7 separate regions of the Homo sapiens genome follow, and all the other regions are linked to region 4. The links are chromatin loops, found by intact Hi-C in ENCODE. Cell type or tissue: Caco-2. All regions are shown on one strand.

Evidence for each region. Peaks named below come from ENCODE experiments on the same cell type or tissue, not always from the same donor. Only the 100,000 strongest peaks of a DNase experiment are listed, where the experiment ranks them.
Region 1: a loop joins it to region 4, with 8 times the contacts of the local background. A loop is called at or near these places in 5 of 110 quality-filtered maps.
Region 2: a loop joins it to region 4, with 2.3 times the contacts of the local background. A loop is called at or near these places in 5 of 110 quality-filtered maps.
Region 3: a loop joins it to region 4, with 8 times the contacts of the local background. A loop is called at or near these places in 10 of 110 quality-filtered maps.
Region 5: a loop joins it to region 4, with 5 times the contacts of the local background. A loop is called at or near these places in 7 of 110 quality-filtered maps.
Region 6: a loop joins it to region 4, with 2.6 times the contacts of the local background. A loop is called at or near these places in 5 of 110 quality-filtered maps.
Region 7: it touches region 4 in a loop (8-fold over the local background); 8 of 110 quality-filtered maps call a loop at or near these places.

The regions. Positions count from the first base shown.
Region 1 is chr1:91,509,461-91,513,460 of GRCh38, reverse strand. CDC7 (cell division cycle 7) reads right to left here. Exons shown (of 12, transcript NM_003503.4): 5 at 1,771-1,864; 6 at 1,538-1,680; 7 at 154-403. Among named protein-coding and RNA genes, the nearest start is that of CDC7, 11 kb to the right of the region's middle. In Caco-2, a CTCF peak has its summit at 1,887 (motif pointing left); no DNase peak of the experiment used is centred here.
Region 2 is chr1:91,825,974-91,829,973 of GRCh38, reverse strand. The region is part of intron 2 of TGFBR3 (transforming growth factor beta receptor 3); the gene reads left to right. It also overlaps the pseudogene RN7SL653P. Among named protein-coding and RNA genes, the nearest start is that of TGFBR3, 58 kb to the left of the region's middle. In Caco-2, no CTCF peak of the experiment used is centred here; a DNase peak (open chromatin) is centred at 1,953.
Region 3 is chr1:91,528,367-91,532,366 of GRCh38, reverse strand. All of the region lies in intron 4 of LOC102723436 (a long non-coding RNA gene), which reads left to right. It also overlaps the pseudogene WDR82P2. Among named protein-coding and RNA genes, the nearest start is that of CDC7, 30 kb to the right of the region's middle. In Caco-2, no CTCF peak of the experiment used is centred here; no DNase peak of the experiment used is centred here.
Region 4 is chr1:91,609,265-91,613,264 of GRCh38, reverse strand. No RefSeq gene overlaps it. Among named protein-coding and RNA genes, the nearest start is that of CDC7, 110 kb to the right of the region's middle. RefSeq lists enhancers at 1,024-1,523, 1,524-2,025. In Caco-2, no CTCF peak of the experiment used is centred here; a DNase peak (open chromatin) is centred at 1,654.
Region 5 is chr1:91,735,174-91,739,173 of GRCh38, reverse strand. All of the region lies in intron 4 of TGFBR3 (transforming growth factor beta receptor 3), which reads left to right. Among named protein-coding and RNA genes, the nearest start is that of TGFBR3, 150 kb to the left of the region's middle. RefSeq lists an enhancer at 1,220-2,419. In Caco-2, no CTCF peak of the experiment used is centred here; DNase peaks (open chromatin) are centred at 1,993 and 3,703.
Region 6 is chr1:91,793,278-91,797,277 of GRCh38, reverse strand. All of the region lies in intron 3 of TGFBR3 (transforming growth factor beta receptor 3), which reads left to right. Among named protein-coding and RNA genes, the nearest start is that of TGFBR3, 91 kb to the left of the region's middle. RefSeq lists a silencer at 712-1,006. In Caco-2, no CTCF peak of the experiment used is centred here; no DNase peak of the experiment used is centred here.
Region 7 is chr1:91,558,712-91,562,711 of GRCh38, reverse strand. LOC102723436 (a long non-coding RNA gene) reads left to right here. Exons shown (of 5, transcript XR_007066219.1): 3 at 1,142-1,321. Among named protein-coding and RNA genes, the nearest start is that of CDC7, 60 kb to the right of the region's middle. In Caco-2, no CTCF peak of the experiment used is centred here; no DNase peak of the experiment used is centred here.

The sequences.
Region 1 (4,000 bases), 100 kb after region 4:
TAGTGAAAATTTAATCAAATGAATACATATAACAAATGCAAAAAAAAGTTTTTTAAATTATAAGTACTATCCTAGTATTCTATCTCCCTCTGTTGGTTGAAGGAGTATATTTCTAAAACAGTGTCGGTACTTAAGAAATAAAAGAGATAGAACCTTTCCGTCTTTTCCTTGTTTAATCTGAATTTGTGCATTTGTGTAGGGTCTTTTAACAGAAGCTTTTGTGGTGGACTGCTGATCCAGCTCCTTAGGTACTGGGCCACTCAGTGGAATCTTGTTTCCTGTGATTATGTGGGATTTGTTTTGTGAACACCTTTCCTGCTGAGCTTCAGACTGGACAAATTTAAGAAGCTCTATTTTCGTATCATGGGTTCCTTGGGCCAAACCAAAGTCTACCAAGGCATACCTAAGAGACAAAATTAAGCATTTTTACTTATCTGTAGCAATTAAAGCTTAGTAACATTGTAATACTCTCAAACCATCCTCATAAAAACTGTAATTCTTTTTGGGATCAATTAGGAATTTATAACATTCTGGAAAAAAGAAAAAAAAATAAGTTTTCCAGACAAAGTAAGAATTTAACAGCTAACCAGGATTGAAAATTAAGAGTTGTCCCACAATCAAATTTTCTTTTTCCAGTGGTCTGTGTTAATAAGGCAGAAGAGGAATACATAACATAAACACAGTCCGTTGTTCTCTGATGGTGGCAGAGATGGCATCATAGCAGATAATTTCTAGTTAAGAAAGCTTAAAAAAATTAAAATCATGGTTTTAAAATCTGATCCAATTAAAGAAAATTAAAAAGTCAGGCATATAAAAGCTCAAAAAAGAAGTTATAATATTATTATGTTTAATATGATCCATTATATAGAGGTATTTATGTTATTTTTAGCTTATAATTTCTCTATAATTATAATCAGCATTAAAAAGTATACATAAAAATAAAACTTTTGTGTTAAAACAGGAAATTGGCTATCATGTGGTCCAATCCCCTCACTTACTAGAAAAGAAAAATGAAGTCCAGAGATAAGAGACATGTCTAAGGTCAAAAATTATTAGACTCTAAGTCTGTTAGTTCATGCTATTTCCACTGAACCATAGTACATCTAATAATGTACATTATTCCACTAATACAATTTTATCTTCTTCATCACCAAATTTCCCTTTCCAATCACAAAGAAACTGAAACAGAAATAATCTGTGCATGGCTATTGCAGTATGTTATATTATATCTAAGAGATATAAGTCAGAGGATACAAAGTAGCAGATATGTAGGATAAATAAATCTAGACCTAATGCACACTCTGAAGATTACAGGTAATAAAACTGTACTGTATATGAGATTCATACTAAATGAGTAAATTTTAGCTGCTCTTGCCGTAAAAACAAAAATAAGATGGGTAACTGAGATAAATATTTGCTTCACAATAGTAACTTTTGTACTATATATAACATCATGTTCAATACCTTAAATATAGACAATAAAATTGTTTTTTAAAAGAAATAGGATAAATATTTTCTAGTAACTCTTCATACTTACTTTTTCAGGCGCCTATTATATAAAAAATTGCTGGGCTTAACATCACGGTGAACAATACCAAACTGATGAATGCGTTTCAAAGCTTTGAACAGATTAAGCATATATTCCCGTACTTCTTGAAAGGAAAGAGAATTCAGAATGTCCTAAAACAAAGTTACAAATGAAATGAGTTACAAATATTGTTTGCAATTAAATATTTAGCTAATAAAAATTCAAGAAATATTAAAACCTACCAAAAACGACTCATGCTCCAGATATGGCATAGCAATAACTACATGATCATTCTTCCTAAAGCAGTATTTAACTCCCATGACATTATCTTGCCCCCTAGTGGAAAAATGCACAAGGAACTTTTAGAAGAAAGGTCAGAGGGACTGAAACTTTATGCCTAATTTTAAAAACCGCAATTTTAGCAATGCATACATATTGCTAGAAAACTGACTTAAATCATCATCACATAATATAAACACAAGTGACTTGTGTTCTCGTGTTAAAGTTTTCTTTTAAAACAAAAATGGCACCAGTTTTGAAGTTACTATAATAATTCAAACGAGGTAATTATAGTTGTGACTGGGGAAGCAGCAGAATGAGAAAAAAGGGAAAAGATTAATAAGACTTAGCAGATAAGATGGTAACAGTAATAAATAAATCAAGGTCACTAAACTAATAGATCAATGAGCCAGGATTTGAACCCAGGCATTTTGCTCCAGATATATGTTCTTAATCACTATGTTACACTGCTTCATAAAAGAGGAAAATAGGACAAAGGTGATTTCTATGATTTTGAGCCTGAGTAAGAAAACAATAGAGATACCAAAAAATGAGTAGAGAAGCCAGTAAAAGAAGCATCTAAAACCAGACCTCATCATTTTGATAGAGTTATCTAGACAAGGGACTAAGCCTTAAGTGAGAAGACAAGTGAGAAGTCAGTGAGAGTACCTGCAGAGAAGTGATACCTACAGACATGAAAATTAATAGCGAGAAAAGAAAACTGAGCTTGGAAGAAGCCAAGTTAGAGAGCCAAATAAGAAAGGAATTTTGAAGGAAGAGTTATTAGCATGGAAGTCAAAGAGAATAACAACTGAGGGAAGGCTTTTAGTTAGGCAAAGAATAATTAACTGGTAATTTTTAAGACAGCAATTTAAGTGGAAAGGAAGAAACAAAACAGAAGGAAGGAAAATATAACACAATGGAAGCTGAGCCTGAAGACAATTTGCCTGACTGCATTGTAAGATCAGATGAAGGCATTTTTAGCATGTACTTTTTTAAGCACAGAAAAAGAAAAAGTGGTAGAGGGAGACAGTTAAAAATATAGAAAAAGAAATGATCATATTTAGGGTACAAGAATGTATGCAAGCATTCTTTATAGAGGCCATCTCATTTTCTTGTCTTCTATAATACACAGAAGGCTGAAACAAACAGGCTTATTCATTCATTCAGTATTTAGTTGGCACTGTTATTTGCTGTTAGGGATTATAGACATTAGTGATGCAATAGTGAATAAAATTTACAGAATTTCTGTCCTCATGGAGTTTACTATCTAGTGGACAATACAGATAATAACAAGGTAACTTATAATGACAGAATACGATAAGGGCTTTGAAAGAAATCTAAAGATGCTATGACAATAAAAAAAAATAGGAGAATCTAATTTAATTCAGAGAAGACATCTTTCAAGCAATGTCACTCTTTTTTTTTTTTCTCAGAGGCAGGGTCTTGTTTTGTTGACCAGGCTGGATGGAGTGCAATGGAGTGATCGCAGGTCATTACAGCCTCAAACTCCTGGGCTCAAGCGATCCTCCTACCTCAGCCTCCCAAGTAGCTGGGACTACAGATGTGTGCCACCTTGCCTGGATAATTTTTAAGTTTTTTGTAAAGATGGGTTCTTGCTAGGTTGCCCAGGCAGGTCTCAAACTCCTGGCCTCAAGCAATCCTCCCAAAGTGCTGGGATTACAAGCATGAACTACTGCGTCCAGTTTCACTCTTGCTCAGATCAGAAGATGAAGGGTCAGCAAGCAATGACTGGGAGAGGTCTTCCTGAATGGGGAAACAGTCTGGGCAGTGGCCCTGAGGTAAGAAAGCTCTTGAGACAAATTTGATAAACTAAAGAAATGGAGCACAGTGAGGGAGGTGGGAAGATAGGCATGAGAAGGTTGAATTTTTTTTTCAAAGTACATAGGGAAACCACTGAAAGATTTTAAGTGGTGGAACTAATGACCCAATTTAAGTTATATACATATATATTTTATATTTTAAAGATCATTCTGGCTGCTGTGTAAAGACAGAATTAAGGGGAGAAGGAAGAAGCAGGCTACAGTCGTAGTCTAGGCTTCATCTGAGGTAGTGGCAGAGAAGACAGAAAGACATGGATGAACTTCTAGATATACTTTAGAGCCAAAATGGCTAGGACTTAGTGATTAATGTGGTTTAGGAGAGAAATAGAGAAAATGAGGATGATTTCTA
Region 2 (4,000 bases), 220 kb before region 4:
CAGGTGTCTGCACTAAGTTCAGCGTCAGTGTGGTGACTTCCCTGGGGACTCCCAGGGGACTGCCAGATTGCCTAAGGAGAGATGAACTGGCCAGGTCAGAAATGGAGCAGGTCGAAACTCCCATCCTGATCAGTAGTGGGATTGTGCCTATGAATAGACACTGTATTCCAGCCTGGGCAATATAGCAAGATCCTGTCTCTAAACAAAACAAAACAAAACAAAAAAAAACCCCTTGTCTGGAACAACTGAGTTTGGAGTTTGTTGTCCCCTTAGAGTCCTTGCTTTCATAGTGATTGTTTTCTTGTGTCCAAAGCATCCTTGGTAGTTTTAACTCTCCATGGGAATTGGTGAGCCATGGACATCATCTTGGAGCACACTTTGAATCTCAGAGCTTCCTTTGAGGGGACTGCTATGTTCTGGGTGCTTCTGGTATTCACAGGTTCTATGATTCTATGGCTGGACCCTTCTAGCATATGTGCCCTTTGGTGTCACTTTGTCAGAACCACAGCCAGTGCATGGGTCTTCTGATGCCATCCTGTGGCTCTCTTCCCCACACCATGCCTTGTTTTTTTTTTTTTGTTTGTTTGTTTTTTTGAAGACCTTCGAGTCTCGCTCTGTTGCTCAGGCTAGAGTGCAGTGGGGCAATCTCAGCTCACTGCAACCTCTGCCTCCTGGGTTCAAGTGATTCTTGTGCCTCAGCCTTATGAGTAGCTGGGATTACAGGTGCGTGCCACCACACCTGGCTAATATTTGTATTTTTAGAAGAGACGGGGTTTCACCATGCTCTCCAGGCTGGTCTTGAACTCCTGACCTCAAGTGATCTGCCCACCTCACCCTCCCACAGTGCTGGGATTACAGGTGTGAGCCATCGTGCCCAGCCACACTGTGCCTTGTTACTGCATGTCTGCTTGGGTCATGGCCCAGGTGTCATGGTGGAGGGGGCGGGGTTGGGAGGTAGAGAGTGCTGGCATTGGTGATTTGCCAGCAGGACACATGCCCAGGAAGATGGTCAGAAAAAGAGGGACTCCTTCACGTACGTATAAGTCAGCTTTAGCCTTAAAGCTTCAAACACCCACTCACTGCATTGAGGAGTCCTTGAGGTCCCTCACCTGCTCTTCCTGGTCTGACTAGATGCCAGGGAATTGGGAGAGAGGGACCTGCAGTGGGAGGGTCCTGGAACTGCAGTGACAGTAATACAGGCTTAAACTAGAATTCCTTCCTGGAAGAATTTCGGTCTTCCTCTACCCCAGCAGCCTTTCACTCCTTAACTTTAGTAGTGTGCCTTGGGGCTTGAGCAGCTGCTGCTTCTGTGGAGGTGACCATCCAGAGGGACCCTTTCACAGCTAAGTTCACTTGCACCTCCGTTTCTGCTTAAGGCAACTACAGTTTCGGGGGTGGCTGCCCCTGTTTGCTCATGATAATTCCTTATGAACTCTCCTGTTGATAAACTGAACTGGATCAGCTTTAGTTTCCCTTTAACTAAGGATTTAAGTCAAAGCGTAACCACAAGTGTCCTGTTCGTTTTCATTCATTTCAGTGCTGAACATTTATACACTGGGCTATGGATTTGATGTTTCCTTCCTGTCTTGGCTGAGATACCTGTGTGAAATATGAGTTTGCCATTTGGCAAACTCTTTTTCCTTTGACTAGTTAATGAAGCCAAAATATTGACGGGGGTGTGGAGTTAGGGGAAGAGGAGGTGTGCATGGTTACATTTGAAAGTTCTTCATGGTGCAGGAGAATCCAGTGCTTCACCCTGAGTAATTGTAATTAGGGTAGTAAGTAAACCCTTTCAGGTTTATTCTATAGCGATCATGACGAGTTATCTTGGGGAAGGGATAAAGAAGACTGTGAGAGGTTGTACAGTTCTGATCCTGTCAGGCTTTGAGAAGCAGACCTCAGCGTGATCTGAAGAGCCGGTACCCTGGAGTAGATGATTAACCAAGATAATGTTCCGGACAGTCTGCAGCTGAACTGAACTGGTGTCTCTGCATCCATTCATAGTTACCCAGTGTGGTTAATAACAAGTCCGTTGGGAGTTATGCCTGTGCTGGCCATAACTACCTTGTATTCTGGATGGGGGTCAGAGAAACTGAATGGATCGATTCATTCACTGAGTAGTGAGTGACTGCAGCCTTACTGAAGCCAGCTCCTTTCCAGCTCTTTGATGACATGCACTATTATTGTTGTTAACAGGTTGGCTAAAAAAGTAAACCTGGGAGAGTTGAGGCTTTGTTCCTCTGTCCAGCACTCAGATATTTCCTGTAGTCATTCAGTAAACATTTACCAAGTGCTTACTGTGTGCCAGGGACTGTGTTATCATAACCAGTAACTTTTTCTTCGTTAATGAATTATCTCATGCGGCGTGCATACAAAGAAGCCTTAAGAAGTGGAGGATAATGGGGGCCTGTCTCTCCCTGCTCATCCTTTGGGGCTGTCACATCACGGAAAGGAAGTAACAGTCAACTTAAATCAGTTTACTTTGGTAATAGCAGTTTTTGAAAAGGTTTGGAGCAGGAAATTGAAACTCTTGAGAAACAGGAGGTTTGGGGATTACTGCTGGATTTTTCTTATTCCTGCTATCCCAAGGACTTGATCCCAGTTACCACTGATAATGGACCCCTTTTATGTTTAACTGTCTTGTCAGTAAGTCAGTGACACATGCTGAGAATAGAAACCAGTACCATTCCATGTCGTAACCGCCAGCCTGTACACGCCCCGCTGGTTCTGTTGTTGTGATCGTTGCTACAGCGCTTAACATCAAATGCCAGCCTCATGCCTGGCACTTTACATCACACCTACGGCGTCCCCACCCCGGGAGCTTACCTTCCCTAGAAGTCCAGGACATTTTCTATGTTGGCACCACAGGAATAGGTAGAGGGCAAGGGACAGAAAGTTTTCCTCAGTAAAATGTGGTCTTTGCTTGAATCAATAAAGGCAACTATGTTCATCTGTTTTAATAGGAAAGGCCTGTAGGTAATTTTTTTTCTCCGTTAAAATCTGCTTTTAAAAATGTTTGGGGTTGAGTATAACAACAGATTGATAACTCTCTGTTCATCGCTTTTCCGTTCTTGCAAAATATGTGACTTGCAGTGGTTGACTAAGTGCTAGGCTCTGACGGGAGGAAATGAGACCCGTGGAACTCCTGGCCCCCTGCTCTGTAGGTGCCTCCAGACCAGGGAGGGGAGACAGGCATCAGGTGGCATGGCCAGGCCTTTTTTTTTTTTTTAATAGTGGATGGGAGAAAATGGGAATATGACTAATTTTATTTAATACTTAGGTTGTTTTGTCTGTTTGCTTTACTGGCATAGGGTCATCTTCAGCTGAAGAAGGATGTGCTGGTGCTTAGGAATGGCTGTCAGGAGCCATCGGTTTGCTCCTTCAAACAGGAAGGGCAATGCTGGCTTCAGCTAAGAGCGAGAGAGGTTCTTTCCCCAGACACCCAGTATGTCTCTCTTTGCAATCATTGGCTGAATTGACTCAGCTTTTCCTCCCATCCTTGAATCAGTCCCTGGTAGAGTAATGGAGTTACAGTGATTGGCTTAGGACAGTCAGCTGGAGAATCAGTCACACCACTCACCACAGCGGCCTCCTACTAAATATAAATGTGAGCGGGACTTAAAATAGAAGAAATGCACATCTAACAGGACCATAACTTAGGGATAAGGTACTGGACAAGGTAATGAAGAGGCGATCATGGCCCTTGTTTGTGTTTCCTCCGTTCCCTCGGCAGCCTTCTAGGGGACCCTCTAATGTGCTACCTCACTGTGTACCTGTCTCTCTATCCTGACTCCACCTGTCACTCTCTCTCGACTCTGGGAGTATAGCTGCTTAAGGCCAAGGCACTCTGTCTTACTATTTGTGGCCACTGTAGCTGGCACATAGCAGGGACTTAATATGGGTTTCAGCAAATTGAACGAAAAAGGATACTTCGTATTCCTTTGTGTTTAACTTTTATCAAACATTGCTTGAATCAAGTGGATTTTTTTTTTTTTGAGAT
Region 3 (4,000 bases), 81 kb after region 4:
GCTGGGGCTGCAAAGATTCTCTCAGCAGAGCCAGAGGTGCTCATGCTCTCTTGGGGGTGGTTGGGGAGTGGGGCAGCGGCATTTGCCATCCTCTTAGGAGTCACGGCCAAAACCACTGATGTGTATTTGATAGTGACACTGCACTCCTCAGCCAGAGGGGTACTTAAAAAATTATTTCCAGTTGCAATTATACTTACTGCTTATTAAGGAAAATTTGGAAATTTTAGAAATAATCAGTTTGCCACCCAAATGCTACCACTGTTAATCTTTTGGTGTTAAATGTTCCCCTACACATTTCTGTGCATAGATTTTTGGTGTGTTTACATAGTCGTTATTCTACTGTCTATACAATTTTATGTCCCTTTTGTGCTTAACATACAAACATTTTTTCCATGTTACAGTCTTAAACAGAAAAAAAATTTTGGGATCCAAAAAATGGAAGTGACCCTAGGCCCTTCTTGACTCTGAGAGACTCTGGCTGGAGCCATGTTCTACTTTTTTCCTGGGCCCTTCACAGAGGAGGCCTCATATATGAACATCATTTGCTACCTAAGACCCAGAGCAAAAATTAGCCGGGTGTGGTGGTGCATGCCGTAATCTCAGCCACTTGGGAGGCTGAGGCAGGAGAATCGCTTGAACCTGGGAGGCGGAGGTTGCAGTGAGCCAAGATTGTGCCATCGCACTCCAGCCTGGGTGATAAGAGTGAAACTCTGTCTCAAACAAACAAACAAACAAACAAGCAAGCAAACAAGAAGACCCAGAGCATATCTTGTGAAGTATTCTTGTGTTTAAATCTGAGTATTTTTCTAACTGTTATATTTCAGCCCATTTCTTACAGCTGACTATCTAAATTCATATAGGTTATTCTGTTGCATATTTTTATATCACTATATCTGGTCACCAGGTGGCTGCTCAAAAACATCTATTTTATCTCTTCAAACCTTCTGTGGCCTCCCAAATTCTTGCTCTGCAAGCCATGTTCAACTTCCTACAAAGTTTGACATTAATTCTAAATTCATTCATTGAAAATTCAGGTCAACATAAAACCCACTTAGTGGGCCAGATGCAGTGGCTCATGCCTGTAATCCCAGCACTTTGGAAGGCCGAGGCAGGTGGATCACCTGAGGTCAGAAGTTCGAGACCAGCCTGGCCAACATGGCGAAACCCTGTCTCTACTAAAAATACAAAAATTAGCTGGGCATGGTGTTGGGCACCTGTAATCCCAGCTACTTAGGAGGTTGAGGCAGGAAAATCGCTTGAACCTGGGAGGCAGAGGTTGCAGTGAGCAGAGATGGTGCGCCATTGCACTCCAGCCAGGGTGAAAGAGTGAGACTCGTCTCGAAACGAAAACAAAAACAAAAAGCTACTTAGTGTAACTGCTATCAAAAGCCCACCTGGTTGATTCTGAATATGGATGCTGTCATTGCAAAGGAAGCCTGCTATAGGTCACTGCTACCATTTCTCCTCTTCTGCTTCACTGGCCTCCTCAAAAAACAAACAAAAAAATTTTGCTTCACTGTAGTTATACTGTGTGCATATGTGTATACTATATGTGTGCTCATTTTTCAACAAATAATGATTGAGGCCTGATTCTGTGCCAGGCACTGGAGATGCAATGGTGCATGAAATAGACCTGATTGTTGTTGTCCTGGCACTCACAATCTAGTGGTGTTATAGAATAGAGGACTGATAATGTAGTGCTATAAGTGCCACAATAGGAATGATTGGAAGCTACAAAGTTTGGGGGAGCAAAGGCGTTTTTTACCATAGGGTTGAATGTCTACTTGTCCCAAGCACTATTCTACATGTCAGAAAAAGAGACACTAAGTAAGAGTAAACTGGGATGCCTGTGTGAGGAGGCAACATTTGAGCAGGGTACTACTATATGATGAGCAGGGTACTATACAATGAGCAGGATGGGGTGGAGGAAGGATATGGTATCCTGAACTCAGAAGGAGAGGTAAAATAAGCCTTCCTAATGGCAGTGATGCTGAACTGAGACCTGAAGGATGAAGAGGAGTTAGCTAGGTGAAGGAAGCTGGGGTTTGGTGGAGAAGTGCTCCAGGCAGAGGAAACAGGAAATGCAAAAGCCCAGAAGAGAAGGAATAGAAAATACAAGAAATTCGTGACTAGAAAAGATGAGGGGGGTAATAGGTTATTACTAGTTCTCCCTTTGTCTGGTAAAATTGTTTTACTTATATAAGAGCCAGTTTATTTTGTATACCTTGTTTTCTCTTTTAGTAGCCTTACTGATACACAAGTCCAAACGTGTTTGGGCAGCTTCCTCACCGAACATGGCCAAAGGAACTCCTGCCATCTAATGGACAGAGAGATCATAATTTGCAGAAAATTAGCATTACTACAATGTTAGGCTCACAGTATGTCAAATAACAGCAATTTTCCACTCAATGGTTTAAAAGCCCTTATGTACTAAAACAGGTTAAGGAAGAAATATGTAAGAATATTCTCAGACAATGCTCCCCTGTATGGGGAGATGAAAGGAAACCAGGGAAAGAAAGGAAGGAGGGAAGGTTAACAATTAGGTACTTGTGTCAGCATTGTACTTAGTGAGCATACTCTCATTCCTCCAATCAAGGAGGTAGGCAACATAAACCCCATTTCCAGATGAGGAAACTGCAACTCACAATACAGGGAAAAGCTGGCTTTGGCTGTCTCCTTTATGTTATGCTGCCTCCCATCAGGATTTATTTCTAAATCAACAAATGGTAAGGAGGCATTAAAATGTTGCCCAGTTGTGACATCCATACATTTACATTTAAGACCTCAATGAAAGTGCTTAAGATCCCATTTTGTTCTCAAAAGACATTGGGAAGAATCTCTATTTCACTAAATAATATACAAATCAGCTGGTGCCCAAAGCAGAGAGCCTCCGGTACCACATATATTAGAATGGACATATTTTGAAAGCTAAAAAACTGGAATGCCTTTCTAACAATTTCGTACTACTTCTAGTTGAGAGAGACATTCTTAAAAATGCAATTTGGATGCAGAAACATTGGCATTCTCAGAACACCGAGTTTTTGGAATTGAAGCTGTCTCAGAAAAATCCAGATGAATAGGGTTCCACATGTATGAAGATGAATCACATTAGCAAAGCATAATCAAATGTGTATATTATGCTTTCCCATAGTATTTTATACATACAAGACCTTAAAACATTGATTTTTTAAATTGTTATGGTGCCTGGTACACAGTAGGAGCTAAAAACATGACTATAATAGAGAATTGTAAAATTTTTGCTTACCTACCTCTTATACAAGGTTGTAAAAAGTTGTTAGAGATTAAATGTCCACCAGCTGTTCTGTCTTCACTGAGGTCAAAGCGATGGGAATGGAGCACCAGCAACTTGGAGTGGAGAGAAATTAGAACCAAGATGGATGGGATGGGGGTTGCGGGGCTGAGAAGCCTTAGGACAGATGACCAAGGGAAAAACAGTATAATCCTTTAGATGTTTTAAGAAGACAGGAGCTGTCCTTAGAATGGGATTATCCTGGTGGAGCTTGGAAAACCCCATGGTGTCAGATTCCTGGTCAACTCCCAAGTTTTGACTGAGGACCCGAGTTTCTAAATGCAGCAATGGAAAATGTGGGGGGATATATAATACAGTCTCTACTTTCAAGAAGCTTATAAACTGTGTATAGGGAATCAAGGACATGATCATTTGGACTGATCAATGAAGGCTTTGTAGAGGGAAGTGGGATATACAGATTAGAGGGAAAGGCATTCCAGGTAATGGCAACTACAAAATCCAAAGGCCCCTTTGGGGCCACTCTGAATCTAAAGCATGGCATTAGAATCTTGGCTTCATTTAAATTACATTTTATGGGGAAGTTGGGTGGTCTACTGTTAAGAGATTATGTAAGAGGAATGAGGCATTTCATTTTTCTTACCATTTGGTGTCACTCTCAATCAAATAAATTGTACTAAACTTAGGAAAATAAGCACCCTTGTTAAAAGAGGTTTTGGCTTTTGTCAAGAA
Region 4 (4,000 bases):
GAGTGCAGTGGCATCATCATGGCTCACTGCAAACTTGATCTTCCATGCTCAAGTGATCCTCCTACCTCAGCCTTCTGAGTAGCTGGGACTACCAGTGTGTGCCACCAGGCCCAGCTAATTTTTTATTTTTCGCAGAGGCGGGGTCTCACTATGTTGCTCAGGCTGGTCTTAAACTCCTGGGCTCAAGCCATCCGCCTGCCTTCCGCTCCCAAAGTGCTGGGATTACAGGTGTGAGCCGTTGCACCTGGCCTCAACTTTTCACGAGGGAACTAGAGACAAGCCCTTTATTTAGCCAAGAGTTTAGAAATCCAGGTATTTTCACTATTTCCATAGAATTTAGTCCTTGTCTGAACTGTGTCACTGTGCAGCACGTGGAGGGTTTTGTGGGGAGAGAGAATGTGAGTTTTGACATCAAACAGATCTGGTTTAAAATCCTGTCTCTGCCCTTTACCAGATATGTCATCTTGGGGAAATTACTTAGTTTCTTCAATTCTCAATTTTACCATCTGAACAATGGGATTAAAAAAACGCTAGAATTTTCATGAATACTAAATGAGATAATATTGGAAAAATGGCTGGTATATTATCTGACATATAGTAAGCCCCCAAGTGGCAGCTATTATTGTTATCCTAATATTATTCTAAAATATGAGGGTGAGCAGACTAGGTCATAATATTTATATGTGAGTTTTTCAAATAAGGGAAGCTTTACTTGGTGATCCTGGTGACTTTGCTCTAGGCCAGGCTGTTCAACACAGTTGCACATCAGGGCGGTGGTGCTTGTCGGAGTTCAGCTCCCCTTGTGAGGTGCTGCATGGCTCCAGTGTGAGCCTGATTCGGCAACACAGGGCTTCTATTAACCACACAGCCCCCTTATTACTCAGTCATGTCTTCTGTTAAGCACACAGTCCCCTTATTACTCAGTCATGTCCTTCATTCCGGACTGGGTCTGGGATGCCATCCCCAGACAGGGTTTAACTCATGGAAAAGTCAACCAATGTCTCTACAATGTGCTGCATGGACCACGGATCACAAGGTTGGGACATCCTAGTTTCTACTGACCAACTCCATCAAGCCGGAGGAGCACCAGCTTGGCCCCTTTATGCACACTGTGGAACAGTTACTTGGGCTCCAGAGGGAGTCTGGCGGTTGCATGTTCCCTGTTTCCTTCCATCTTCATTTCTGCATTGTGAGAGGGCAGTGGGTCTGGCTGAGAAGGGGGTGCAAAGCTGGGAGGGTGGGCGGGGAGCTTGGCCCAGGCCGACCTCCCTTGCCTTTGTAAGGGCTCTGGGAGGAAGGAGTTCTGCTGGGCCCCAGTTGCCCTCCTCCCTCCTTGCCCCCATCCACACTGGAAGGTGCCTTTCGGAGGAGCTTAGTTTAATGAGTTCCTGGGCTGAACCTCTCTGGACTGCTCCCACTCCTGTGGTCACTAACAACAGCACACTGGGGAGTGGGCGGAACTCCGAAACCAAGCCCATCTGTTTTGTCTCTTTAGATTCAAGACAGATGTTCCCACAATCTGGCGACAAAACTGCAGTCCTTGGAGAGACTGTGGGTGCCCTGAGTTTGCGGGTGGGGATAGGGGTCTACTGATGTGCAGTGACAGCGAGGTGGCGGACTTCTCCAGCTTCCTTGCAAAGCCCTGGGGAGCCAGGGCAGGCCCTGCTGGAATCCTGCAACAGGCGCCGCACCCTGCCATACACCTTCAGCAAATACGACAGGAACGTAAAACTTCCTGCCCTAATCCGTTTAAACTTAAAGCCTAGTAGGAGGTCACTATAGTGTTAGATTTTTGGGTCTGTTTTTTTTTTTTTCTATTTCAGAAAGATTTGTTTGTTTGTGAAGATCTTAAGGCCCAAATACCGAGAGCTAGAGTCTGTGCTGGTAAAATGAAGGCTGAAAATGACAAATGTTAGAAGTGAGCAAATAAGTTTATTATATATAATAGAAAAAAGCAAAATGTTAAATTTGACTTTGCGATGCATGGAATAATCTGCTGATGTTGGATGATGATGCCACCTCCTTGAAAACTCCCTTTCTAGGGAACAATAATTGCTAACATTATTGGGCACATATGATGTGGCAGGCTCTGTTCTATTATAAATACTTTTCATGTATTAAATCGTTTATTCCCCACGACAGCCTAATGAAAAAATGACTATTGTTATCTCTACTTTCTAAGTGAGGAAACTGAAGCGCAGCATGATTAAGCAACTTGCCCAAGGTTGCAGAGCTCATAAACGGCAGATCTGGGCCCAGGCAGCCTGGCTGTGTGCGCTACCCCTAGCAGGCTGCATTGTCTGTCCAATATAAGGCCTGTAAGATCGTGGCCAAGTCCTTCAAACTCCCTTTCTAGGGTACTTTCAAAGTACAGCTTTGTACTTCTCCTCTCCCAGTCCCTGAGCAAGAGTAGTGGGGTGGGCATGTTAAATACTTATGAGTAAGTGAATGCATTAATGCAAGATTTATAGTATGGTCAGCTGGTAGCAGCAAACCTTTTCTGTTAAGAAGCCCTTCCATGTTTTATCCAAAATACTTGCCCTTCTTACCACAGTAGCCCATGGCTAGTTACTCATTAGCTTCCTAGTACCTATGGGCCTTTTCCTATTCCAAGACCCCAGCTCTCTCCTTTGCTCTCATCAGCACAGTCCTCTCCTCACGTGTCCCACTTTGAGTTCTTCCTAAGATCCAGCACAAAAATACTCGGATGGGATTTCCATTTAACATGGCTTTTCATTACATGGTTTTGCTTATTACACGGATCAAATCAAGTTCTGAAACCATAATTACATTGGGAAAGGCTGCTCGCCAGCCCCAGAGTCAGTAGGGAGGGTGGAGTTGTGGGTGCACTGACAACTTTTCAGTGAAAACAGTTAAGACTGTGTTATCTCACAGAGGAAGCAGGGAAGCTGTGACTATTCTTCCCATATTAGAGATTAGAGAACATATGTAGGAACATATTAGGAACAGAGATGTGGCTTGTCCAAGCTTCCATGGGTGGAGCTCAGGGATCTCCTGAATTGTGGCTGGAGCCGCAGATGGAAGGCCTTCCTCTTCCTACTGTGTGGCAGCCTCATGACTTCCTAGACATCTCTGCCTCTCCCCTAACCCTCTCAGGCCATTCCTTGCCCTGGCAGATGGCTACTGCCAAGATTCTACCTTTGCGGAGGAAGGAAGGCTATGATGTATTTGTTCATGCACTGGTTCATTCATCCTGACTTTTTTCGCTCTTTCACAGAACCAGACAGTGGGGCAAAATCCAAGGTGGTGCTGGAGCGTCTCAATTCTATGGGATTCTCCTGTCAGCTCAGGATCAGAGTCATCCCATAACGAAAAGCTTTTCTACCATTTGCCTGGAACTGGGGCCTAGACCAGATGACATGGGTCTCTTCCAGGTCCCCCAGATGCTTAGGTTGGGTCCAAGTTACACTGAAAACGGTCCAGTGAATTTCCAGTCTGGTCCACACCCATCATTCCTGGAGCTGAGTGACTCAGGGCTCCAGAAGATACCTCAGTGCTAAGTCATCATCCCCGAGAGAAGAATGTTTCACGTTCAGGGATTCTGTCACCTGTGCTCTGGAAGCAAGTTCTAGGCCTTTTCACCCCAGCTTTCACTTTCATCCTGGGGTTTGCTATGGGAGCTGGCATTCTGCTACCCCATTTCCAGCTCTAGTGTAGTGACATTGCTGCGTTCTGTTTAGACTGTTTAGTGGGTCATGGCATCCTTGACCACCTCCTCCCTTTAGCCAATTTTTGATTTATTAAACAAAGTAGAGAGAAGAAACGTAGATGGCGTACATGGGATTTAGGGTATGGGGCTGTCTGCATGGCCTGGAGGCTGACCTACAGGAGATTGTGGGCGCAGCTCTCACTCACATGTTGTGGGTGTGTACACACCACATGGCTCAGCCCTCATTCATGGATCCTTCGGGTCTCAGTCCCCATTCATGGATCCTTTGGGTCTCTGTCCCTTGTGCTTTGATGCTACTGAGCTCTGGAA
Region 5 (4,000 bases), 130 kb before region 4:
GTAGATGTTTCAATAGTCCTTACAACGGTCTACAAGGTCCTGTTGGGCCTACTGGTCTCCTCTGGGACCTGTGTCCTACCAACCTTGCCTCAGCCCTGTGTCCTACCAACCTCCTCTCAGCCCTGTGTCCAGCCACACTGACCTCCTTGGTCTTCCTTCACCATGTCAGACCTTACACTTGCTGCGTCTCAACTGTGAATGCTCCTTGCCCTGATGTTTGTGTGGTTTGTTCTTTCGTCTCCTTTAGGTCTTTAACTTCTCAGTGACCTTATTGTGCTCCTCTGGCTGTCTTATTAGACTTTAATCTCCATAAGGGCAGGGAATTTTTTCTGTCATATTCTCCACTGTGTCTCTCCACTGTGTCTCCAGCATGGAGAACAATGGAGTAGGCAGGCACTCCATAAATCTTTGTTGGCTCTATGTTTAAAGCATAGATTAGTTTATTAGGCTGTTCTTGCATTGCTAAAAAGAAATACTTGAGACTGGGCAATTTATAAGAAAAGAGGTTTAATTGGCTCATGGTTCTGCAAGCTGTACAGGAAGCATAGCACCAACATCTGCCTCTGGGGAGACCTCAGGATGCTTTTACTTATGGAGGAAGATGAAGCAGGTGCAGGCACTTACACATGGCAAAAGCAGGAGCAAGAGAGAGAACGTGTGTCGGGGGAGGTGCCACACACTTTTAAATGAGCAGATCTCACGTGAACTCAAGACGAGAGTTCACTTATTACCAAGGGGATGGCCTAAGCCATTCATGGGGGGATCTGCCCCCATGATCCAAACACCTCCCACCAGGCCCCATGTGAAACGTTGGGGGTTACCATTCAACATGAGATTTAGGTGGGGACAAATATGCAAACTATATCAATTAGTAAATATGAGATCATAGCAGGGTTCAGCTGATGCCAAAGCTAATGTGGATGCTTCATGCAGTGTTCACATATATGGAGAAAGAGATTTATTATAGGAATTGTCTCATGCAATTATAGAGGCTAAGAAGTCCAAAATCTGCAGAGCCAGTGCCCCAGTTCCAGTTCGAAGGCCTGTAGGCTGCTGTAGCACCGGGAAGAGCTGATGTTCCAGTTTGAAAGCCATCAGGTAGAATTCTTACTTGTGAGAGAGTCAGCTTTTTGTTCTATTCAGGCCTTCAACTGATTGGATGAACCCATACATGTCAGGGAGAGAAATCTGCCCTACTCAATGTACTAACATTTAAATCTCATCCAAATGCATCCTCACCAAAATACCCAGAATAATGTTTGGCCAAATATCTGGGCACCTGTGGCCCAGTCAAGTTGACACATAAAATGAACCATCACAGTATGCTTCTCAGACCATACCTGGAGACCTTGAATCTTGTCCCGACACCGTCTTTCAGAGACTATCCTGTTGACGCTCTGACAACCAGGGTATCTGGGGCAGAACTGAAGAAGCTAGGGGTGTTGCCCTGAAAAAGCAAACATGTGATTGAGGTCAGATGACACCTTTAAACACCTGAAGTCTTGTCTCATGGAAGAAAGACGAAGGAATTCTTTGTTCTAGTAGGCATGGCTCAGACTAGTGTATAAAAAATGAATCTAACAGAACAGAAATCTGCTGTCTTGGGAGCTAGTGAGGTCTTCTTTCTGGAAGGGTGCAAGCAGAGGCCAGCTGTGACCAGGAGTCAGAAGTCTTAAGTTCTGGTCTGGGCCTGGTGCATGACTCTCTGGCCTTGGGTAGGCCATTAGACTCTCTGAGGTTTCCGCTTTTCTGCTGTAGAGGTCACCGTAGCCTGCCTCACAGTTCCGCAAATCAGATGGAAATAACATCTGAACAATACCTTCTAAAACAACACCTTCTAAAACTCAGCTGTAGCCTTGTCAGGGTCAGGAGAGCTGGCAGTCAGGAGGGGAGTGCTAGCTCACTCCTTGCTGAAGCTGAAAATTTCCACTGACCTGCAGTCAGGGACACCTCACTGCAGCTTTGCTTTCTTCTTATTGGAATGTGCCTGAGGAGTGGCAGTTAACTCCAGTTCCAAATTCCTCAGCCCTGAGTGTATGAAGCTTATTGCTGCTGGCCCGTGAGGACAACAATGCCTGGAGGGAGCAGAGGGAGTTGTTCCTCCTCCACGAATCAGCCCCATCACCAGCTTCATCACGGCATCGCTCTTTAATTACTTCAGGACACAATTCGGAGTTGCCGTTGATATCTTCTGTATTTGTGCTGTTTGCTTTCTTGCCTCTGGAATGCACCAGTGTGACATCCCGCTTTCCGCTCTGAAAAACGTACTCTGTGTATAATGTATATAGGGTTGCTGTAGTTTATGGCCACAACATGAATGAGAAACAAGAAGCAGAACATCCAGGGTTTCTCGTCTAAACATTCAGAACTGTGCTGGCAGTGGGACAAAGGCCTCTGGACTGTTGTGGGTTTTGGTGACAGCCTTGATAAAAATGCCTTTTTAGTACAAGTGAAAGGAAGATTTTACTACAGTGCAAAAGTCAAAAAATTAGATAAACATTGTTGGAAGTTCAGTGTTGATGAGTAGCTAAGCCTCAGAGAAGTTACACTTAGGTGGGCATGGTTATTTTTTGGCAGGAAAATGACCTAGGATTTTTTTCTTATTCAGGCGACGTCAAAACAAGGTTAGAGCTACATGTTCCCCTCTGGTTTTGTTTATAACTGGCATCAGGACATTCAGAAATGATCGTGACTACACTTGACAGCACTGATACGTAGTAAGTGTGCAGTCAGTGGTAGCTGTTGTGAGTAGCTTTGGTTTACACCGAGTTTATTAGTGATTAATTCAGGGCTTCCACAGAGCCCTGTGTAGTTCTACACAGCTACCACTGACTGCACACTTACTACGTATCAGTGCTGTCAAGTGTAGTCACGATCATTTCTGAATGTCCTGATGCCAGTTATAAACAAAACCAGAGTGGAACATGTAGCTCTGTACCATCTGTGTGGCCCGGGCATCAGGATATCTAGAAACTTTTCAGGTGATTCTAGTTTTCAGCTTGCAACATTAGTAGGTCATGGAATCAATTAATTGAAGTACTTTTTTTTGCCAGCGTTTTTAGAAGATACGTTTATATAATTGTATAGAAAATATTAATGCCTAGCACAGTAGCTGGGAAAATATAATTTTGTGTGTGTTAAAAATGCTGCTGTGATAGAACCACTAATAAAATCCCTGCCCTCGACTTGCTTCTTAGTCTTACTTCAGAAACTGCATGCTTTTCGTTATGAATAAATGGTTCATGTGAAATTTAATACAAGACATTTATAGTTCTATGACCTGAGAATTTGTGAGCCTTCTTGCCCACATTTTGAGGTTTCACTCTGACATTGAAAAAATCAGTTATTTTATAAATGCTAGCCAACAAAAATGGCATACATATTTTCACCAGCAACTAAATTTGATTATAGCACAGCAACAAGATGATGATTTTCCTCCTTTGGATGTGTTAATTACACATATACCATGATATGCTAGGTCAGCAGTGGTCTAAATACATTCAGCAAGAATGAGGTACTTGCATACGTCATCCTGAAAGTTTTATTAGATCAGTTTAACAGCCTCTTGACTTCATTATCTATGGGAATTTGGGGGTCTTACACAATAAACTGTTACAAACATTCATCTCACTCTTATGAAATAGAGCAATGTGATAGAAAGGCTGGCAACCTTTGGCCATTTTTATCTCAGTGCTGAGGTGAACATAAACCAAGAGGACTCTCGCTGTTTCCCTATTGTGATGACTCTGTTGGCAGATGCTGCAACTGTGGAAGACCTGAAAGTCGTGATCAGTTGCTAGCAGGACTTTGGGATCACTTGTCTTGATCCTGAAGCTTTTTATAAGCCCACGAGAACATTCATCAAGGCTTCCCACTTGACTTGAAATACATTCATTGTAAGATTGGTCTTCGATTTAGATTTCTTGGAAATAGCAGTGATAATTCTTACGATTACTCAATGTGCAATGCAGTCCGTCCTCACAAGGTTCTTTCAGAGTTC
Region 6 (4,000 bases), 180 kb before region 4:
GGTGTCAGCTCTCAGCCCACTGCCACTGAGTCTGCAGAGATGATTTTCTGGACAGAAGTCCTTTTCTTCTCTTCTGGGGTTCAACAAAAGAAGCTCATGTATGAACATAAGAGAACAGATTTAAAATACCAGCTGCTGTCTGGATTGGGCAACTTTAGGATTTCTCTGTCTAGAGATTGGTTGGCTCTCCCCATTTCCTGGCCCTCCGTATTGGAAAAAAACGTTCATAAGAATTTCAACTTTTAGGCCAGGCATGGTGATGGTGCACACCTGTAATCTCAGCACTTTGAGAGGCCAAGGTGGGAGGATCGCATGAGCTCAGGAGTTCAAGACCAGCCTGGGAAACATAGCAAGACCTCATCTCTACTAAAAATAAAACTAAAAAAAAAAAAAATTAGCAGGGTGTGGTAGTTAGCACATGTAGTCCCAGCTACTTGGGAGGCTGAAGCAAGAGGATTGCTTGAGCCTGGGAAATCGAGGCTGGAGTGAGCCGTGATTGCCATTGCACTCCAGCCTGGGAGATAGAGCAGAACCCTGTTTCAAAAATAATAATAATAATTTCATCTTTTAAACATGATTGTGAGAAACCAAATAAGGTACCGTTTTCTCTGTTGTTGTGAAATGTCTTTCCCATTTCCTCCTGTGTCCTCTGTCTTCTTTCTTTACTTTGTCATATGAACTTATTGCTTCTGCAGGATGAGTGAGGGGAAATGGGAACACTCTGGAATAAAGATGGCGGTACTTTGTACTTGCCTGAAAATCCCTGAGCATAGCTCCTTATCACTATCTAGGCAGCTTCCCAAAGGTGGCGGTGACATTAGCGGAGATGGTGATGATAAAGATATATGCTCATAGTTACTCAGCATTTACTCTGCCAAACACTGTTCGAAGCACTCATACAGTAACTCCATGAATCCTACAATTATACTCATTTTACAGGTGACAAAACAGGTGCAGAAAACTTATTTGCGCAAGGTCATCATCTTCAGAGAGAAATGGCGTCCTCTTTCCTGTGGCTCAAAAATGGCCTAGATTGTGGGTGAATGGTCATCATTTAAGAGTACAGATTTCCCAACAAGATAACACAGAGTATTCTGTTTTTAAGCTTCTGTGTGTCAGAAATGTTATCACTCAGGTATTCGCTCTCCAGGGAGAGAGAAACCACAAAAAATCCTGATCATAGTGAAGTATAGGAAAAGTAATGCAGAATGGAATTTATCTTTGAGCTTTCTTCTGGTCAAGAAAGTTAATTTCCAGAGCCACTTGTTTATGTGCCTCAGCCACCCCATCCTTTTGGGGTGGTAGGAAGAGGAGAAGCACGAGATGTTAAGGAAAAGCAAGCTGATTTTAATCTCATGAACGTGTGCAGAGTTGGCTCATTTCAAAGACAGATCATCTAACCTTTCCAGCAACATTGGAAATTATTGTTAATACTCTTGGTTGCTTGCCATTGTTGCTGCAACTCATATTTCAGGTCAGATTTCTTTATCCCAGTAATGTGCCTTTAATTCTGAACTGATGGGGGAGAGTTTGTGGTGAGAGGGAAAGGAGGAGAGGAGGAAATGCAGCTCCTATGAAGCGTTGCTGACTCCAGCAATTCTTTAGCAGCGACAATTACTCATTTTATATATGCTTCTCTCAGAGGAACTCAGAGGGAAAAGAAAGTCCAAGCTGTTACAGAAGCAGCAACAGCAGAAAATTCTTGACGTTAAATTGTGCAGTACTGTTGTTGACTCTGAAAACAAATTCGAGTAAGACTACTGAAACAAGAGAAAAATACCTCGAGGAGTGACAGCAGAGCTCTCCTGCACTTGGTTACTATGTTATTCAAAATGGGATTCATTTTAGGACCTGGCAGTACTGAGGATACATAACATTAGCTGGCATCAGGGACATAGTGTGTTCAGTGAGGAAGAAAAGAAAGAGGGCCTACAAAGGGTAGTCTCAAACTTGTTTAAAAACCTGAACATTATTCTCTTTCGATATTAGTATAGTATATGTATGATTTTGGGCCAGTGATTTGAAGATGTTTCTGAGAATAGACAACAGACGGACCTTTAAGAATTAGATGGTTGTAGTTCAATACTGTTTGAAAACAAGATTTTGGGATAACTGATTTTTGGAGATTCCATCTGGCTCTGCGTTGCTCACATACGGCAGATCTCAGAGTAGTTTGCATATACAAAGTGAGCATAGAGGATAACATCAGAATGAGGGTCAGGACGAGAGAATGAAAGATTGTTTGTGGTTGGTAAGATGGGTGTGTATAAGGATTAAATATCGCTCACTCTTTTGACATATGACTATGGAGAACATTCCCGCAGCTATGCAAACAGTTTTTAAAAATCATTTGAACCACATGACCCAGCAATTCCACTCTTAGGTATATACCCGAGAGAAGTGAAAACACATGTCCACACAAAGACTTGTCTGTGACTGTTCATGGCAGCATTAGTCCAAAAGTGGAAAAACCCAAATTTTCATCTTCTGATGAATGGGTAAATAAAATATGGTATATCCATACAATGGAGTGTTACTGAGCAGTAAAAAGGATGGCATACTGATAGGTGCTACAGCATGGATGAACCTTGAAAATCCACTAAATGAAAAAAGACAGACACAAAGACCACATATCATATGATTCCATGTATGTGAAATGTTCAGGATACAGAAATTTATAGAGACAAAGTAAATTAGTCATTGCTTAGGGCTAGAGGGGAAAGAAGGAAATGGAGGTTGACTGCTAAACGTTACATGTTTTTTTAAAAAAGTGGAGGCCGGGCGAGGTGGCTCACACCTGTAATCCCAACACTTTGGGAGGCCGAGGCAGGTGGATCACCTGAGGTCAGGAGTTTGAGACTAGCCTAGCCAACATGGTGAAACCCCTTCTCTACTAAAAATACAAAAATTAGCTGGCATGGTGGCGGGTGCCTGTAGTCGTAGCTACTTGGGAGGCTGAGGCAGGAGAATGACTTGAACCCAGGAGGTGGAGGTTGCAGTGAGCCAAGATTGCGCTGCTGCACTCCAGCCTGAGCAACAGAGTGAGACTCCATCTCAACAACAAAAAAAAAAGGTGGAGGAGATGACAAAAATGTTCTAAAATTTTAATGGTTGCACAATTCTGTGAATATACTAAAAACTGTTGAATTGTAATTTAAGTGGGTGAATTTTATGGTATGGGAATTGTATCTCAATGAAACTATTTAAAAAAACCGTTTGACCTGCTGACATGCTAATTAGTCTATAAAGTTTACGTTGGCTCAATTCACTTTTACCAAGATTGCTTACTCCTTCAACTTAAACTCACCTAATGCTTTTTGTTATTTTCAATGGATAACTTGGTTTTTGTAGATATGTCATGATATGGTCTATGCTAAAAATAACAGCTGATCTGTTTTGAGGGTAATAGTAGGAGGGCCAGAGGCAGCCTTTGTGCAGTCTCTACCAATTTTTTTTTTTTTTTTTTTTTTTTGAGACAGAGTCTTGCTGTGTCACCCAGGCTGGAGCACAGTTGTGTGATCTTGGCTCACTGCAACCTCCACCTCCCGGGTTCAAGCAATTCTCATGCCTCAGCCACCTGAGTAGCTGGGATTACAGGCATATGCCACCGTGCCCGGCTAATTTTTTATATTTTTAGTAGAAATGGAGTTTCATCATGTTGGCCAGTCTGGTCTCAAACTCCTGGCCTCAAGTGATCCGTCCGCCTCAGACTCCCAGAGTGCTGGGATTACAGGTGTGAGCCACCTCACCTGGCCTCTACCAAATATTAAAGGCAAATATTTTTCAAAATGAAATAAGTGCCGTTACTTACAAATTAGCAAAACAATTACCGTGCTGGCTCCAAGCTGTAATTGACTATGACTGAAGACTGGAGTAGTTGGTTTTCATGATGTCATCCTTAAATGTGAGGGAATTACTAAATCAGCCCCATTTCCCCTTGGCTTGTTATTGGTGCAAGATCAGTATCAAGATCTATTATAAATCACCCCATATCTAATAT
Region 7 (4,000 bases), 51 kb after region 4:
TCTAATGTGTGTATATGATGGGACTCAACCAGTCCCTTTATGGTGAACATTGGAGTTATTTCACCTTTGCTGGCAAAAAATAATACTAGTCGGTTACCTTTTTTTCAACAATATATGTTTGGATTAGATTCCTGAAAATTAGGTTGTTGGATTCAGAGTAGCTTGTTGTTGTTTTAAAACAATCTCAAATTTAAACTATAGTACAAAGAACATATTTTTTCTACACCATTTGAGAGCAAGTTGCTCTCAAATGTCCCATCACCAGTGGATATGTTAGTGTGTATTCCCATAAACAATGACATTCGCCCATGTAACTGCAATACAACTATCAAAATCAGGAAATTAATGTTGGTACAATTCTACCTTTTAATCTTTGGACCCCATTCAACCTTTACTGATAATGTCCTTTAAAGCAAAAGTATCCATTTTAGATTCATGCATTGCATTTTTGTTTGACAGAGACATCTCTAGTCTCTGTCATTTTGAAACAGCTCTCTCTTTCCTTTACTTTCATGATGTTTATGTGTTTGATGATTACAAATCAGTTATTTATTGCATGTTCCTCAGTTTGGGTTCATATTGGTTTGTTTTTTTTTTTAAAGTTGTGTAGGATTAATGTTGATCATGTTCTACTTAAATTAGTCTCAGGACCTTGGCTGAAGGGGTGGGCCAGGATAAAGGGAGAGAACTATCTCCACAAGTGAGGGGCCCATCCCCTTTGGAAATGTGTTTATCTTACTGTACACAAAGGGTCGGGGTCTTTTTCATGGAGAGTGCGAGTGTGGGGAAGGAAGCTGAATCCCCAGGAAGTTCTGTCAGATAAGAAATCTGTGACTCTGTAAATTCATCTACTTCTGTGTTTTTGTATTGCTCCTCCTTAGCTTCCTCCTTAATTTCAGTACAATTATTTGAGGGGGAAAAAATCCCAGCTTTGTTTCAGCTGAAATAAAGGGAAAGGAATTGGTCAAGAGGGCTGGTTAAGAGAGGGCTGCCCAAGGCCAAGTAGGGTGAGTCCATAGCAAGCACTGGATGGGTAGCTACTAAGTAGACAGAGTTAAGAGCTCCTCTTTCTCCCCTCATACGCTCGTCCCTCTGCTATAGGACCTACCGTATTGAAACTGTTGTGTTTTTCTTCTCCAAGGAACTGTGGATGCCTCCTGAATGGGAGCTGCAAACGATTATCAGAGTCAAGCAAGAGGAATGGCAAGGCATGTGCTGAATAACATCACATTAATATGGCTCTTAGCTACCTAACCCATTAGGAGCCATAATTAGGAGAGTTTGAAACAGACTGCAAGCATCTTCTCCAGAAAGAAGCTAGGTAAGGGCACACATTGATATGGAAGGAAAGGGGTGGGAGTATCTGTAAGAAGGACCTGGTGAGGGGTGTTTCTACTTGATGGGGTTTTTTTTTGTTTTTTTTTTTTTGTTTTGTTTTGTTTTGGTTTGGTTTTGTTTTTTTTTTTTTTTTTTTGAGACGGAGTCTCGCTCTGTCACCCAGGCTGGAGTGCAGTGGCGCGATCTCGGCTCACTGCAAGCTCCGCCTCCCAGGTTCACGCCATTCTCCTGCCTCAGCCTCCTGAGTGGCTGGGACTACAGGCGCCCGCCACTATGCCCGGCTAATTTTTTGTATTTTTTTAGTAGAGATGGGGTTTCACCGTGTTAGCCAAGATGGTCTCGATCTCCTGACCTCGTGATCCGCCTGCCTCGGCCTCCCAAAGTGCTAGGATTACAGGCGTGAGCCACCACGCCCGGCCTTTTTTTTTTTTTTTTTTTTTTTTTCTGATAACAGATCTCGCTCTGTCACCCGGGCTGGAGTGCAGAGCTGTGATCATGGCTCACTGAAGCCTTGACCTCTCAGGCTCAAGTGATCCTCCTACCTCAGACTCTCATGTAGCTGGGACTACAGGCATGTGCCACCACACCCAGCTAATTTTTAAATTTTTTGTAGAGATAGAGTCTCCTTATGTTGTCCAGGCAGGTCTCAAACTCCTGGCATCAAGTGAACCTCCTGCGCTGGCCTCCCAAAGTGCTGGGATTACAGGCATGAGCCACTGTGCCCAGCCTGATGCTTTTTTTTGTCTGGTTTTTTTTTTTTAAAGATCTCTCAGCAGAGTAATTTTATTTAAACTGAACTTGAAGAGAGAAGGAAGAGAATGGAAAGCAGGAAGTTAAAGGTTTGTGATTGATTTCAAGTACAGGATGCAGGAGCCCTCAGAGGGGCCTAGTTAGCCAGTACTCCCAGGAGCCCCTGCAGCCCAAATCTAGCCAGGCTTAACCCTGGGACGATAATCTGAGCCTACCTGACAGGTTGACATTTTGGTGAGGCATGGAGCAATTTACTTTAGCTGCATTGGTTTTCTTTTCTAGGGGCCGGGTGCGGAGGGGTGGGGGCGGGTAGGGGTGGTGAGGAGGAGTAAAACCACACATCCTTAGTTTAATCAAGGTGTTTGTGGTACTAAAGACAGAGCAGACATGATTTCCCCTAAGGAGGAATGGTGGTAGTTTGGGGGATGCTGTCTGTGTGTGTCTGAATTGGGCCAGAGCCCTCAAATAGACTGAGTCCTTTTGTTACTTGGCAGGAACTCCAATCCACTCATCAAGGAAAAATCAAGGTGCACCTTCAAACAACAGCTTTGAGATAATCTCAAAGATTTAAAAGTCAATATTTGCTTATAGGAACTCTATGTACATTCCAGACACTTCATACTTGGGCCTTTTAAAATACCTTCTTTCTGATAGGGTCTAGCTTGGAGCTCACCACTAACCAGAAGGTCTCCATTTTTCCATCCTCCATCCCATTCTTTGGACTAAGCATTATTATATTTAGCCCTCTAATGATTGGTATCAGCTTATAGTTGGAGTTGTCTTGATGAGAGAGTTTCTTGGCATGATTCTGTTTATTGGCTTATCATTTTATGAACTGGAGAGAAACAGCACAATTAGTGGAACTTCTAGATAAAAAAGATTTTGTTAAAACACTTGAAATTTAAAAGCCCTTTTTGCTTTGTAATGAGTTCTTTGAAAGATAATCTGTTTGGAGCCCTATGGGGTTTCCAAAGAAACATGCAGCTTTGAGGGCAAATGCTCTCTGTCTCCTGGTCCCACAAGCGCACATTTCTCAGCCCGCACATTTCTCAGCCCGCACATTTCTCAGCCCGCACATTTCTCATCCCGCACTCTAGCTGGACTCTTCTGCTTCCTAATGCAGTAATCAGATATTTTGGTGGAGGAAGTTTTAAAGCCTAATCATGCTGTAGTGAGGAAGGTGGGATTTCTTTCATTGCCTGCAACTCAAGGGCACATTTTCCTCAAAAACCATGTATTATATTTTGGCTTCTCACGAGATGCCCAACCCATTGCTATGAAAGGGCCCCCAGTCTCTGCCCTTGGGGAGGTTACCATCCAGAGCAGAGGAGAGGCAGCCAGCCAAATAATTTACACGTGTGGTAATTGCAGTAAACTTTTACTAGTGTTGTCAGTACATTCAACACATTTATTACATTTATTGAGCTCAGTGACTGGGAACACAAAGACAAATACCAACACGCATCCAATCTATGCCACATGCTCTCATTGTGCCATTACTTTTTTAGTTTGGTCTCACCAAGCAATGAAAAAAAAAAAGAAAAAAAACACTGCCAATTGTAACATAAATGCACCCTGATTTCAGAGACATTAAAAAGTGGAAATTCTGTATCTTTGAATGAGATACAGCAATCCCTTCCAGATTCATCCTGGAAGACAGGTAGGGAAACAATCACAAAGCAAGGTAAGAAGCCCTGTTAGAGAGGTCTGAACAAAATTAGGAGTTGGTCCAGAGCCAGGAACACCTGATGCTTCCTAAGAAGGAAGGTGGTAGGCTTCACAGAGGAGGCGACATTTGGACAAGATCTTAAAGAATGAATAAGGGGAAGGGAAGGATGGGAGGGAAGACAGCCAAAGATTGGTTAATGGATACAAAAATACAGCTAGATAGGAGGAATAAGTTCTAGTGTTC